Linked DNA regions of Homo sapiens: regions 1, 3 and 4 are each linked to region 2. A link is a contact called in ENCODE Hi-C or POLR2A ChIA-PET data. All regions are on one chromosome and are shown on one strand. Each heading gives the region's core, a stretch centred on a gene start or an enhancer-like site at or near the end of the contact. The rest is flanking DNA. Distances are from core to core; before and after follow the strand shown.

Region 1 (3,753 bases), core at 515-3,014, 4.3 Mb before region 2:
CAGCCGGTTTCTCAAACAATTGTGATTTGGAAGGTTTCGCTGGGTTTGCCCAGATGTTTACGAATAAATAAGAAATGCAGTTTTAAAAAAAAGTGTGTGTTGGGGGTGGTGAGAATGCGCTCTCTTCGGCCCGCCCCGTCCTTTCCAAAGAAACGTGCTCATAATGGGGTGACCTAATTACATCGCAATGGAACTCAATCTTAGCCACTCCGCAGCACCGGGTTTCATAACAGACTCGGCGGCCTCGAGTGCTGGGAAGAAACGTGCGAGGGCCGAGGGGGGCGGCGGAGCCCGCGTGGAAATCGGAAAGAAGCGCAGCCCTGCGACTTCCGCCTGGGTCATCACGCCAGCAGTCGGGCCAAGGCGCAGGGGGCGGGTGGGGGACTCGTTAACTTTTTATTTGGGTGGGCGGCATCCAAACCTAACAGTATATATTTTATCATTTTCAAGGGAGTCATGCTCCATTGCGGGCCCTTCGGTTTCGTGGCTCCCATGTCCCCCTCTCCACCTCCCGCCAAAACGGCGCAGCGTGACAAGCCATATGTTCCACTCCGGTGGGGGCGAGAGAGAAGCAACAATAAGTTAAAAGTGCCGCCTCCCTCCACCTCTTTACCTTCATTCTTACCAAAGTAACCTTTTTTCATTGTTCTAGAGTCTTGAGGTGTGTGTGGGGAGGATGGAGGAGGAGGGAGGGTTGTGGCGCCGCCCAGAATTCGGAGCGCGCGTGGAAAGTAGTGAGTTGCTCGGTGGGCTTTTTCTGGGAGGAAGGGGCATTCAGGAAGGATTAGGGTTTTCTTGACTAAAAAGTTTAAAGATTGGATGCGTGAAAAGAAACGGCACGCCTAGGCCTGGTAAAACAAACAATCGTCCCGGGTTGTGGTCTTTTTTTGCGGCGCCCCCCACCCGCCCACACCCGGAGAGCGCCGGCTGCAAAGCGAGCGCGAGTGTCGACGCGTGCGGCGCACTAAATTGTGCCGCGCTCGCCCCCGCCAGACCATGTCCTCCTGGGGAAAAAGTTTCCCTAGTCCCCCCAGCAGCGCGCCCCACCCTACGCCCCGCTGGAAAAAAAACAGCAACATAAAATCCTAGGCTTGAACATTCTGTGCGTCCCAAATTTCTAATGTCCTCGGCCTGCCCGGTTTGCCGAAGGGAGCCGAGTGTCGAAGAGAAGTCGGGAAAAGGTAAGTTGTGCAGACACTTGGGGAAGTTTCAAGGAGACCGCCAGCTCAAGATGGAAACCGCGGCCCGGGCGCTAAGGACGGGCTTCAGCTCCCGCTGGCAAAAAGAGAAAGTCGAGCCCGCCTTCCTGCCCAACAAAAAACAACAACATGACAACAAGAACCCCGGAGGGAGTGGAATGAGTGACGTCACAGCCGCGCTCTGAGGCTGACAAAGGAGGGGGCGCGCCCCTCCCGCTCTGCGCCCGCGCGGCCCCGGAGAGGGGGCGCCTGAAGCGCCGGGTAGGGAAGTCAGCCGACTTGAAACTTTTCCTCTTAAAGAAAAAAAAAAAAAAGTTGTGCGCGGCTCACAGTGGGGTTTTTTTTTTCCGCCTTCTTTTCTCGTCTCCCCTCCCCCTTCTTCCTTTTGAAAGTTTCTTCTCCTCCCCCTGCCCCCCCTCCCCGCCTGACCGCATGGCTGATTCAACTCCAGTGTCAATCAACTTCTTTTTCCTCCTCTTCCTCATTTAAATAAGTTTAAAGCTCCTCCTCCCCCCGGCCCACCAAATCTGAACTTTATAAATTGGGCTTTGCGCGCCCCAGCCCGGAGTCAGAAAGGCGAGGGGCGCCGGGAACTGGCGTGTGGGACTCCAGACAGGAGAGGCTGCGCCTTCCCCGCACCGGGACCTTCGCGACACACCAGATCCTCGCCCCTGGCTCGCGCGAACGCACAGGATGACCACCACCCTCGTGTCTGCCACCATCTTCGACTTGAGCGAAGTTTTATGCAAGGTAAAGGGGGGCGGAGCATTTGCTTTTCAAAAAGTCTTTTTCTTTTGCCTTAAGAAAGAACCCCCAAAAGTTTGGGTCTTGGAAGGCAATGGGGAAAGTGGTGCAGCGAGATGATTCTTTTCTCCTCCGGCATTTCTCCCAAGTTTGAAGGAATTTGGCCCCGTCCTTCCCACCCTTTGAGTTTCAACAGTTGCTGGCGGGGATTACATGTGAATCTGGAGGCCAGGGTTTTGAGGGGCGAAGTTTGCCTGGCAGGGCAGCCCGGGGGCTTCGGGGGGAGGGCTGGGATTGGGACAAGTTTTGGGCGATCCTGTTTTACGTAACGTGCTGCTGGATCCCAGGTTTGCTGGTCTGATCGGGTTCCCAGTCTGCGCCCTAGGTCTGTCCAGCGGCATTACCCACCCGTGGGGTTGGGAGTGGGAGGTCCCTCGGGGAAGTGAGTCTCGGGACAATGTTTTCCTCCACTCTTTGGGGGGAGCTGGGGATATGCGAGGAAGAAAGGCCAAGTTGTGATTCAAAAAGATGTTGCAGAACAAGTTTGCAGTGGGGCTTGAGTCCGCCCTAGCTCCGTTGGGCTTCTTCCCGCGATAGCCGATCGTGCAGCAAACTTTGGGGTGAAAGAGGCATTCAGGTTGACCCGCTTACCTGTGTTGCCGAGGCATTGCGGCTCATCGATTGCGGGCGGGGTTGGGGGGGGAGGTGGCGACAAAATGCTGGCTTGAACTCGAGAGTCCCGCGAGTAAGGATTTAATGGGGGGCTCCTTAAAACATGTTGCTTGTCAGCCAGTGTTGAAAAAGCAAGTTTTAAACTCGGAATGTTCCAGGACTGCGGTTTAAATGTACATAGCAAAAGTCTATGGATGTTGTTAAATTTCTTTCCAACCTCCCCCTCCCAATTTGAAAGGGTGAAGCTGCTGGGCTACTTTTTAATTGCTGAAGTGTTTTGCCTTCTCTTAACACGTCGGGTCATGTTGCTCTGTTTTCCCAGCTTGCTGCTCCTGTTGGTGCAGCTGCCAACGCCCCAGGGCTGCAGGGTTGGGGTGCAGGGACGCCGAGGAGCTGAAGAGTAGCATTTAAAAAGTTTGAATTTTTCAGCTTCCTTCCCTCCCTGCACATTCCCAAACTCCACTTGCCAGCCCGGCTGCCAGCGCTCCCCAACATTTCTTCCTTCTTTTCTCGACTCTCCCGCTCTTTGATCTATTTCTTTCTTTGGCCCCCCTCCCCCCTCACGACTTTTTAAATGAACCTCATTGTTGGGAACCAGCTCTCGACTGGGTTCCTGTAATCCTCTCGGTGGGGTGGTTGCAGTTACAGATTCCCGGTCCCCCCCTGCTGATCCTAAGGGACCAACATTAGAATTTGCACAATGACACCCACATGGGCTGGGAACTAACTCCTAGGTCCCTGACCTGCACCATTTCCAAATCTTGGGTACAATTTGGGCAGGTGACCAGGGTCCTATTGGAACAGAAACCTGCCATTGGTGGCTCTGCCCCCATCCCCACCACCCCCAATCCGCTATTGACTAGGAGGTGGGTAGGGGGGTTGGTGCTTTCCTTTTCCTTTCCATCTGCAGCTTTGCGTTAAAGATTAAACACTGGAGCTCTTATCCAAGCTTGCTCTTGCAGCCAAAAGACTAATTGCAAAGGCATCTTCTCAGTGAAGGGGGCGGGGTGGGCTAGGGCTGAGTGGAAATGGTGAGAGAGATTATTGTAGAAAATATCTCTTCCGGGAACTTAGGGCAAAGAGTTTTATTTTCAGGAATCACATCCCTGTCTCCCCCAACCTCAGACCAGGCCCCCAA
Region 2 (3,317 bases), core at 445-2,944:
CCCAAGAAACAGATCTTTTCCACTTAAAATTCCCAAACTCAGACCTTCCACTTTTTACTGAACAAAAAGCGTGTGTGCCGGCGAGAGGGGGTGGGAAACAGCGTAACAAGAATTTGCACGGATCTTACGCCTCCTCCCTCGGAGCGCGCCCAAGTCTGCAGCCTCGGGCTCCGGGACACTTCCCCTCCCACCCGCCGCCGAGCCGCAGCTGTAAGTTGAGAGAAGCGGGCTCTAGGCACGTCAATCAACCGGGTTCTCCCGCCTCCCGTCTACACCTCCCCTCCCCCCTCGAAAAAAATAAAGGCAGAGAAAGAAAGAAAAGAAGGTAACTAATTTGGGAACTAGTCTCCGTAGGGGCTTCGCCTCCGACTCAGGGAGGCCGCACGCCCGGGACCTGACGCGCCGGCAACAAGCAGGCGGCCTGGCAGCCGCCCGTCACCGGGTCCTCGCAGCGCGTCCGCCGCGCTCCGGCTCCCCGCACGGATCGGCGCCCCTCCGGCCCCGCACTCCGCCAGGCCCGCGGCCCGTCGCCCTCCGGCCTGGGCCAAAGTTGCGCAAATAGCCCCACAACTGGCAAATACTTACCGGCCGCAACAGGAACCAGAGCTGCGGAGATTTTAGGGAGTTTAAGGCAAATCAGCCGCGGGAAAGGCGGGCGAAGGCGAAGGGGCCGCGAGCTGCAGTGGCGGCGGCGCGCGGCGCTCGGCGCTCGGGCTGGGCTGCGCGGAGAGGCTCTGGCTCTGCCAGGGACTGTGCTGCAACAAAGGACTTCCGCTGCCGCACAGCCGCGCCTGCCGCACCGCACTGAGCCGGCCCCGCTTACGCGGCGACTCCGGGTCTGCCCACCAGTTCGCTGCGGCGTCCGCCAGCCTTCCCCTCCCTCTCGCCCGCCCACCCACTCTGCCGCTGGCTGCTAGGGGCACCCGCGGTCGCCTGTTTGTTGCAACAAGTTTCTGCGTCGAGCTCCGAGGAGGCTGGCGCAACCCGCACCGCGGGGGCCGTCGCGGCGGCGGCGGCTTGACCACCCCTCTTGCCCCTCTCAAGGGTAGGCTTGGGACCTCCTCCTCCTCCTGTTTGCACAGCTGGATGGAACTGGGCTCCTCCCGACTCCCCAGGGCAGGATGCGAGGCTGCTTTCCCACTCCGTCCAGATGTCAGACCCCTGCCCGTTGGGCCCAGCAGCTGGGCCGTCACTCGCGGTCCGCCTCGAGTGCTCCGGCAACCTCGCCCTGCCCCGTCGGTTCAGGGTCGCCCAGTCCCCGCGCCCCCCCGACCCCACCTTCCGTGGGCCTGCTGCCTCTGGCCCTGAGTCACTTCCCCCGCCATGCCCCACCTCGCCCAGTCCGCCTCTCCACCCAGGCTCCCGCGGCTCGGCCTCCCTGGCCCCGCGCCCTCATCCCTTCCCCAGCGAACACGCGGGCGCATCCTTCCCCACCCCCACCTTCACCCCAGAACTGAGGGGGTGCCTGTGCTTTTGCACACCCTGGGGAAAGTCCCCGGGTCACGCGGTTGTTTGTGGGGAGCCTGTGACGCTCAGGCTTGTCCCTATGCTTCCGCCTACAGAGTCACAACTGCGAACTGTGGCGGCGGCACTCAGAGCGCGGGCCGACCCCCGCCCGGCCACTGAGGCGGGCGGGCGGGAGGGCGCGCACGTACGCACGCACGCACGCACGCACACCCCGGCCCTGGCGCCCCTCTTTCCCCTGCTACCAGACACGCGGTCACGTGGGGCCATCGCGGGCTGCCGGCGCGGGAAGCCGCGCGAGAGGCGGCCGAGGGGTGCGTGAGCCGGCGCCACTGCTTGCAGTGCGCGGCTTGGGAGCCCGCCCCTCCTGCACGGAGGAGTCGGCCTGCCGCCGCGGCGGCATCTGGGTAAGCGACGCGGTCCTGCCCCTGTGGGCTGCCCCGGGCTCAGTCCCTCCTGCCGCGAGCCACCCAGGGCGGCGGCCTGCAGCTGCACCAGTCGCGGGACAGATGCAAGTAGCTGGGGAGAGGGGTGTTTTTGGTCCGATTGAGATGTCAGGCAGGGCACAGGAGGAAAATACATCCGCGAGTGAGCGCTGGGCCGACAATACCCAGAACCACCCTTTGCTGCTCGTAGGAGCGGCTGCCGGGGCCTGATTCAGGGTGGCACACGGGGTGCCGCGAAGGTGCAGAGCCGTCCCGGCCGCGGGTCCGGGTGCGACCCCCAGCAGGAAACCCCAGTAGGCCTGCGGCCTCCCTCGGGTAGCGCCGACCCCTCTTACGAGCGGGCGACTTTCCAGATGCTGGGAGGACGCTGCGGCTACTGTTTCCACTCCCAGCTTGTGATTACCTCGTTTCTAGGGCAAGAAGACATCCCCCCCTTTTCTATCTTCAAATTATGTTTATCTTGTTCTAAGCATATCCGGTTTTTCTTTTTGAAGCTTGACCCATCTTATCACCGTCTTCTCTGGCACTCAGTATTTGGAGTAATCAGTTGTTACCAGTTGCGGAGGCAGCGCATAGCACAACGTAGTACCTGGAACCTGACGGCACCTAGCATGTTTCAACAGTTAGCGCCCGCATCACCCCAAGGGATTAAATTTGGCATTCTTTCTCTTGAGACTCAAGTCCTGGCAGAGCTGTTGATCCTCTCACAAGATTCTGTCATGTATGTAAAGTACACTTTGGAATCTTAAATTTTAGAGCCGAGAGGTGCCTTATAGAAAATCTGTTTCATCCCTCTCGTTTTACAGAGAAGACACCAGGCCTGAAGAGCGTGATGTAGCTGGAGCTAGCTACACCTCTTGATAGCTAAGACTCCAAGGCTCCAGACACCTTGGTGATTGCACTCTCCACCATGCCAGGACCGCAGTGCCAGTTTACCCCACTCACCTGTAGAGAATGTATCCGGCGGAGGTCATTATATATACTTGGCTTGATTCAGGTTATGGAGAAGTCAGGCATGGCCACTGTGTGGGTTTGATGGTATTTCTAGGTGAGGTAGGCCGCCTATGGTGTATTTTTGGAACTAAAAGCCTACACCCCCCAGCCACCCCTGAAAGTTTCATTGCTGTTCTCTATTATTTGCAGCATTGGTTGCTTCCTTATGTTAAGGCATCAAAGTCTTCTTTAACAATCTGGATATATTTTAGTTAAGGGTAAATCGTGAATCCGTTATCGGACATCAACTCCTTAATAGGGAACAGAACACTGATGGGATATGACATGGAACAGATTAATTCTGAGAGCTGGCAGTCAGTGAAATATCAAGGTGTGGTCAGGAAGAAAACAGAAAGGAACCCACGTAACCTGCTAACACCTTTTTTGTCCAGTCCTACCTTGAATGTCTTATTT
Region 3 (3,447 bases), core at 447-2,946, 3.8 Mb before region 2:
GGATGGCGAGGTGCAGTGATAGTCCGTCCTGATACTTCTAGCTCTCAAGTAAACAGCAGCCCCTGGATAATCTGGGTGGCCAGAGAGAGACGCAAGAAGAGAATGTGGGTGCTGAGTCTACTCACCAACCCGCCTGGCACTAAATCCAATGCTTTCAAAGTGACGAGGCTCTGCCTTTCATCAGCTCTGAAGGCACAGTTAATCTTTTTTTCCTTTTTGTACTAAAAATGGTCTCTCTGCTTAAGGCACAGCTTTAAAAATGTTACTTTTGTATCTGAAGTGATCCTAATTGCCATATATGACAGTGACCTAGCCTTTCTATCCAAACAGAGGCCTGGGATAAGTCAGAAATTCAAGTTTTAATCCTGGCTCTGTTAAGGGTTACTGAATGCCTTGCTTTTAAGGAGACAGAGACCGGAACTTTCCTGTGAGAAATTGTTCAGGTCCATTGAGTCCTTTCATCACTAAGGTTTGAGAGAAAGGCCTGGAGTGGTTTTCCCCATGCTGTCCTCCTGCTCCCCAACCATGACGGTGTCTGCCCCAACCTGTCTGCTGTGGTAGGAGCTGGAGGTGAGAAGGAGACAAGAGGAAGAAAGAGAATAAGGAAAGCAATGAGGGCAAGAGGCAGAAGGAAGAGAGTGAGAACAGGGTAGGTCCAGAAAGGCCACGCTCCCAGACGCATGCCTCTCCCCATCCCAAACCCTTCCTGTCCACATCCAGCTTTGTATAGAGATACCCAATATTTGTTACGGAGTTTGAGCGTCACAAAAACAAATGTGGTTTTAGTATTTGCTGGCTTAGTTTTGCCATGCTCTGGAAAATCAAAAATCATTCCACGATTAAAAAAAAAAAACACAAAAATAAACTTTTATCTTAGCTTCAGCTCAGAAAATATCAACTGTCAGTTCTAGAATAAAAGCTGATAAGGTTTCAATATTCCAGCCTGCCATTTCCATCTTGAAGGACTGCACAACAATTGTTTTCTGGGAAATTCTGAAAGGCTGTGGGGAATTTTTCTTGTGAAATATTTGTGGAGAAGAGGCCAAACTTCAATTTGGCTTGAAGAAAACATGGGTGTGGGAGTCAGGCAGACTTTTATTTCTGGCACTGTCACTAACCTGCTGTGCAATTCTGGGAAATTCTCCTAACCTCTCTGTACCTAAAAGTGTTGAGTCCACAAAAGATATGCAGAGAATGAATGTATAACAACTGTTAATGTAGCAGTCTGCTTAGAATAAATGTTTCATATATTTCACCCACATTAGGATGAGTGCTGTACTCAAAATTCCACCTTTGCATTGCTTATCTTCAACCTTAAGAAATCCATCCTACACAGAACCAATGGCAGTGGCCAAGGAAAAGGGGATGAAGGAGCAACTTGAAATAATTTGTGTTTATGGTGAGAATGCTTCCAATCTTAATAAGTTCATACCTCTTATTATCAGCCCTGAGGAAAACTGTCTTCTGTAGATTTCACTGTGAAATCCACAGGCAAAGCTAGAGAAACACTCTGCCTAGTAGGGGAGCCCCTAAAGAAGAGAGTGGCTCAGTCTGAGGGAATGCAGAAGGAGGAGGTGAAAAAAAATCTCCTCAGCTTTGCACAAGCACACACTCGCTCAATCACAGAGGGGGCTGACGCAAGTAGTGCTTCCGTGCTACTTTTGACCACTGAGTTCAGAAAAATGCATTGAAGTAGAATTGTGTCTGCCATTTGGCAAAAGTAAACACACAAGATAACCATGTGGCTCCCTAAGGCAGCTTTCTCTTTGGCCTACTTCTCTTGGGGTGCACATGCAAGGGGATGCAGTGGAAACTGTGGGCCGGCAGCTACCGTGCCATAGACATAGGTGTGGAGAGCTATGGTTCCACTGCTGGCTGCCCCACTGGCCCCAATGGGCTGAGGTTAGCACGTGTTGGTTCCGGATCTCAGATGGGGCCGGCAGTTGTAAAGAGGCCACAAACAGCAAGCTAGTGTGCTGTTTCCACCTTCAGCCCAACCCCGACGGCATCCTGTCAGTGATCTTGGGCCCACTGCAGGAAATAACATGCACAATTGGTGAACTGTGACAATGCAGCCACAGTGGCTTCCAGTGGTGTATTCGCCAACTGTGTGCAATTTTGCAGTTAGTATGAGGCCAAAAAAGTCTCTGGCCAGCTAGAACCTGGAAGAGAACAAGGCCAATGGTCAGATGACTCTGAGGTTCACATGGATGTGGAAGAAACTATCCTACCAGCCTTCTGCTGCACTGTACGTGTCCTGTGGCCAAGTTGCTTTGGTGTGTAGTTGGGTATCCTTGCCTGCTACCTGATCACTGCCCACTGAGTCCCATAGAAAGGCAGAGGAGGTGAATTTCCAGCAGCTCCCCGAGTTTCTGCTGACCTTTTTAGGTGTTTTTATTACCTGTGGTGCTTTCTATTCATGTGTACTCCTGGGCTCTGGGGATTCCCCTCCCTTTGATTTACAAGGAGGATTAGAAAGACACAGCTTTGTGATCGGTCCCTCACAGACGGCTGGTATTAAGTGATTTCCCCTTCTTAGACTCATTTGAGGCCAAGAAAACAGTTCTGTTGAATCACTTGCTCCTTGGAGGTATGAAAATAGGGCACTTGGGGGAGTCCAACCTGATAAATACCAACATTGATACCCTTCAGCCTCAGCTACACTTCCAGTGGCATATAGTAGAGCGGAGTTGAAGCAGAGGAGTCTCGGGTCCCCCCCAGCCTCTGAGAAACCTCCAGTGGAGAGTAAGCAACTCTGGGCTTACTGCTTGTATTTCTGTGCCACCAGCACAAATGGCATCCTAACCACCAAGGGCTCTCCAAACTCACTGCCTGGAGAGGTGCAACCAATTCTATCTCCAGAGTGAATCTGTAGCATAAAATGGGAGCAAAGGCCACTCACTATGTATTGAAACAGAGGTCACAAGGTCTGCCTAGGAACAAATTTCCAAGTTAGCCACCTCATCAGATATGCTCTTGAACAAAAGTTATTTATTTGATGTCCTCAAGGAAGGGATATTGTGTAAGGTGTTATTTTTAAAAGGAGGGGTGGGGGCAGCTGAAGCAATGCTGTCTGTGTCTGTACTTAAAGAAATGACATCAATATAGACACACAATAATAACCTACAATTAAACAGACTCAACACAGGAGACACACATAAGAAGAACAAGTCCAGAACAAATATATTGAAATGGCTAAATATTTACATGGTAAGTAGGGGCAGGCTTCCTCCCACGGTGATGCCCTTGGAGTGGAGATCTTCTATCATGGTTACTAACATTCAAACTCCCAATCATGTGGTACAAGCCCGTTAAAAAGGATGTCCTGAGGCTGGGCATGGTGGCTCATGCCTGTAATCCCAGCATTTTGGGAGGCCGAGGCAGGTGGACCACCTGAGATCAGGAGTTCAAGACCAGCCTGGCCAACATGGTGAAACCCTGTCTCTA
Region 4 (3,497 bases), core at 751-3,250, 4.4 Mb after region 2:
AACTGAAACCATAATGAGGTACCATTTCAAACCTCCTTGACTGGCTAAAATAAAAATGGCAGACAATAATAAGTATTCATGAGACTGTGGAGAAATCAGAACCCTCAAACATATCTGGTGGTTATGTAAAATGATACAGCTCCTTTGGGAAACAGTCTAGCAGTTCCTCAAAAGGCTAAACATAGAGTTACCATATAACCCAGTAATTCTACTCTCAGGTATACACCCAACAGAGATAAAAACATATATGTCTACACAAAAATCTGTACACAAAAGATTCATAGAAGAAATATTACTAACAGCCAAAAAATGAAAACAACCCAAATGTCCATCAATGAATGGATAAATGTGATATATCCACACAATGAAATTAGACTATAAAAAGGAATGAAGTACTCATACATTCTACAACATGGCTGAACCTTGAAAACACACTAAGTGAAAGCCCGTTACAAAAGGCCACATATTGTATTTTCCCGTCTATGTGAAATGTCCAAAATAAGCAAATTTATGGGGACAGAAAACAGATTAGTAATTGCTTATGGCTGGTGGGGTAAGGATAATGGGGGGAGGGAGGTGGTGACTGCTGAGGGTAAAAGGTTTCTTTTTGGGGTGATGAAAATGTTCCAAACTTGACTGTGGTAAGGGTTGCACAATTCTATAAATGGGTGAATTGTATTGAATGTAAATTACATCTCAATAAAGCTCTTAAAAAAGAAAAAGCTTCCCTGATTGGTATTTTCCACAGCAGTTAATAATTAGAAGGCAGCTCTTTAAGTAGGAAATTTAGGAGCAGCCAACAGATGCTACAAACAGTTAAATTCGTGAAAAGGCAACATCTGAACTGGATGCTATGCTAAAGGTCTGGGGATTTGGCGTGAGTGGCGGTGGATACCAAATAACATGAAGGGCAGTCTTTGCCCTAACTGCAGGAATGATTTAATGAAGAAAACAAACACCTAAAAATAGTAAAAAATGAGTAAGTGAAAAATGATGGATACAGAGCAGATAACCAATTCAGCGGCATGGAAAACAACTTCCGATTCACTGGAGTAAATTCTGGTCCTGGAGAGACAAGAGGTTGTGGGGACAGAGGTCGAGATCAGTGGGGAAGGAGCGCTTCACGTTCAGGGGGCCATGAGTTGAACAATTCGGACAAAAGAGGTTTAGTTGGAGATATTGCGAGAGTACAGTTCTACCTAACGGACACAGCTCCGGGTGGGTGTGCCATATTCCATTTCGTACGAGTCTCTTAGAAACAAAATGCTACAATTCAACAGGCTAAAGTAGTCTTTCAAAGGAAAGTTAAAATCACACTGAATTACTATCTCTAATGACTGAGTTCATTAAGCGCAATAATTGCACTTAAAGGTTTTGCAACGAAAAACGAAAAATATGTTTCTTGTGGCAATGAAAGCCCCTAGAACAACTTGGCTCTCCGCACAGGCTTGGACATTAAGATGCCGAAGAAGTCCCGAGGTGGACGTCGGACAACGAACGTACCTCAAGTCACCCGAGGGAAGAGAAGACGCGAAGGCATCCCAGGGACCGCATTTTTGCAGGTAAACTCGGGCTGGGCGCTCCCGCCGGGAGGTTGGTTAGTGCCCGAATGCGGAGGCAGAAAAGCTGCGGCGGCCGAATAACGAGCTCACCGCGGCCCCGCCCGGGCCAGCTCTCGGTTTCCATGGCTAACGTCTACTCCGGCGGCCGCCACCCGGAGCTGAACGGAGCGCGTGCGCGTTCGGGGACCTCGTCGGCGCCTGGCTGGCCTCGCTGCCCCGGTCTGTGCTCGCTCCCGAGGCGGGCCCTGCCGTAAAGCAGGCTTGGCCTAGAGGAAGCAGGGAAATAGCGCGCTTCGTTCGCGCCAGGACTAGGCCAACATCTGCCTGGCCGGGGACGACGGGAGTCGCTCGTGCTCTGGTCTCGCACTGGGCCTAGCAGAAGCAGCAGCGGGGAAAGCCGAGACGCCCTGAACGTTCCCTTGGGCCGGGCCTTTACGCAAGAGCGTCGTTGCCCTGGTGACGTGACGTCCTTCCTCAGGATTGTGCGCCGGGGTGGGGAAACAGACGTGCAACCGCCATTTTGCGCATTAATTTACCAGAGGTCGGGTCAGGCTGTCTTAACGCAGGCAGAGGGGTGTGGCAGATCTCCAACCGCTCGGGGTCCCGTGATTTCCATTAATGAATTCGCACACTGGCGTTACCACTCAACACACCGACGGTAATGAATGTTTTTGAGTGATACTTCATGCAGCCTATTCGGCTTGGACGATTGGGGACTGCATAACGTGATCGCTATCGCCTCAGTTTGTGGCTGCGTTTTAAAATACAAGGAACCAACATGTCCATTATAGAAACGTGTTATTAAGATATTAATAAAACAAGGCAGAGTTCCGGCGTTCCAATTAAAAGGCCATGGCTGATTCATATTAGTGTGGCGGGAATCTTTACAGCCTGGCCGCAAAGACCCCAATTAACGCTAGTTAAAAAGTTATCCCTATACCCAGGGCTCACCTCCCCCATTCTCCACGAAATATGATCCCCCCCCCGCCCCACCAAGTTCTGGACACGTTCCAGATTGCCAACTGGGAGTCCTCAAGACGGCCCCGGAGAGCGTTAACAATGATTGGTCTCAGCTGATTTAGAGGCTCGGGTAAGGGAACTTTGAAGCTAACTTGTCGGTATCAAGGTACCCGCAATTCCCCCATGTGATTGGGTAGATGCCCTAGCAGTTCTGCACACTTCAGCGTCCAAGATGACTTGTGGACTGTTTTGTTTGGATCTCCATTCCTCAAAACTATAAATGCGGCCTTAATTTTTTTTTTTTTTTAATTCTTGGCTCTTGGCTGTCTTGGAAATGCTGACTTTGTATTTAAGTATTTAGGTTTTCAGGTCGTAATAGAAAAATAATTACTGTGTTCATATTAAAAGCCAAAGCTTTATTTATTTATTTTTAAGATATTGTGTCCAGAGCAAAAGTGTAGTGTGTTGAAAGCATGTGGAAGAAAACCCCGGATATACATATACTTGTCTTCAAGGACTTAATTTGCAGGTAGACCCTTTCATAGTTTGGTATCTTCACGATTTGATAGAATATGGGAAAACGTGCTGTTGGTCCATCCATAGTTTTTCTCATTGAAGCTCACTCATTGCGGGTCAGAGTACCACATTAAGCATCTCGGAAGCATCACTTACCGCCAAGAAGTCTGAGTTTCATGTAATTAAGAGTGGAGGCTCCAGAGTCAGGAAGTCTGGGTTGAAACCCTGGCACTACTGCTTACTACTTGTGAGATCTTGAGGTTATGTAATTTCTCTAGTGCTCAGTTTCCCCATATCTTGTAAAATAAGGCAAATAATAGAACTTAACCCGCAGAGAGTTATGTCATTGGATTAAATCAAATAATTGTAAATTGCTTAGCAGAGTAAATGGCACAGCTTAAGTGCTTAGTAAGGATGAGCTATTATCTTTATGTAGAGAGTCTGTATTTATGCTTGTTC

Evidence for each region. Hi-C counts contacts between places; a loop is a spot of excess contacts on that map. ChIA-PET counts read pairs that join two places held with the same protein, here RNA polymerase II (POLR2A). Pooled maps may share reads with other maps.
Region 1: a loop to region 2 is called in a map of CD8-positive, alpha-beta T cell, with 10 times the contacts of the local background. The contact joins the promoter of ZFP36L1 here to the promoter of ZBTB25 in region 2. A Hi-C loop is called at or near these places in 3 of 168 maps with a recorded cell type or tissue (CD8-positive, alpha-beta T cell and naive thymus-derived CD4-positive, alpha-beta T cell), 3 of 37 single-sample maps with no recorded cell type and 11 of 50 pooled maps. POLR2A ChIA-PET finds 5 or more read pairs at or near these places in 1 of 52 experiments (activated CD4-positive, alpha-beta T cell).
Region 3: a map with no recorded cell type shows a loop between it and region 2 (6-fold over the local background). The contact joins the enhancer-like site here to the promoter of ZBTB25 in region 2. A Hi-C loop is called at or near these places in 1 of 168 maps with a recorded cell type or tissue (B cell), 1 of 37 single-sample maps with no recorded cell type and 4 of 50 pooled maps.
Region 4: a loop to region 2 is called in a pooled map, with 16 times the contacts of the local background. The contact joins the promoter of PCNX4 here to the promoter of ZBTB25 in region 2. A Hi-C loop is called at or near these places in 1 of 37 single-sample maps with no recorded cell type and 9 of 50 pooled maps. POLR2A ChIA-PET finds 5 or more read pairs at or near these places in 1 of 52 experiments (activated B cell).

Annotation. Positions count from the first base shown.
Region 1 is chr14:68,791,078-68,794,830 of GRCh38, reverse strand. It overlaps ZFP36L1 (ZFP36 ring finger protein like 1), which reads left to right and starts at 1,764. Exons shown (of 2, transcript NM_004926.4): 1 at 1,764-1,949. The coding sequence starts at 1,893. RefSeq lists an enhancer at 1-143 and silencers at 1,317-1,516, 1,537-1,606.
Region 2 is chr14:64,502,215-64,505,531 of GRCh38, reverse strand. It overlaps ZBTB25 (zinc finger and BTB domain containing 25), which reads left to right and starts at 1,694. Exons shown (of 3, transcript NM_006977.5): 1 at 1,694-1,871. ZBTB1 (zinc finger and BTB domain containing 1) reads right to left here and starts at 762. Exons shown (of 2, transcript NM_001123329.2): 1 at 586-762. RefSeq lists silencers at 453-562, 673-932, 1,533-1,962 and enhancers at 652-1,322, 1,423-1,512, 2,283-2,382, 2,443-2,562.
Region 3 is chr14:68,282,165-68,285,611 of GRCh38, reverse strand. All of the region lies in intron 7 of RAD51B (RAD51 paralog B), which reads right to left. Among named protein-coding and RNA genes, the nearest start is that of RAD51B-AS1, 400 kb to the left of the region's middle. RefSeq lists enhancers at 72-121, 282-341, 392-441, 2,178-2,247. Within about 2 kb of position 1,696, at least 18 of the 41 ENCODE cell types and tissues checked have a DNase peak (open chromatin) inside an H3K27ac peak, as active enhancers do; they include B cell, where a contact is called at or near this core.
Region 4 is chr14:60,090,426-60,093,922 of GRCh38, reverse strand. PCNX4 (pecanex 4) reads right to left here and starts at 2,000. Exons shown (of 11, transcript NM_001330177.2): 1 at 1,504-2,000. It overlaps PCNX4-DT (PCNX4 divergent transcript), which reads left to right and starts at 2,177. Exons shown (of 5, transcript XR_943918.4): 1 at 2,177-2,220. RefSeq lists enhancers at 1,173-1,806, 1,770-1,959, 2,050-2,179.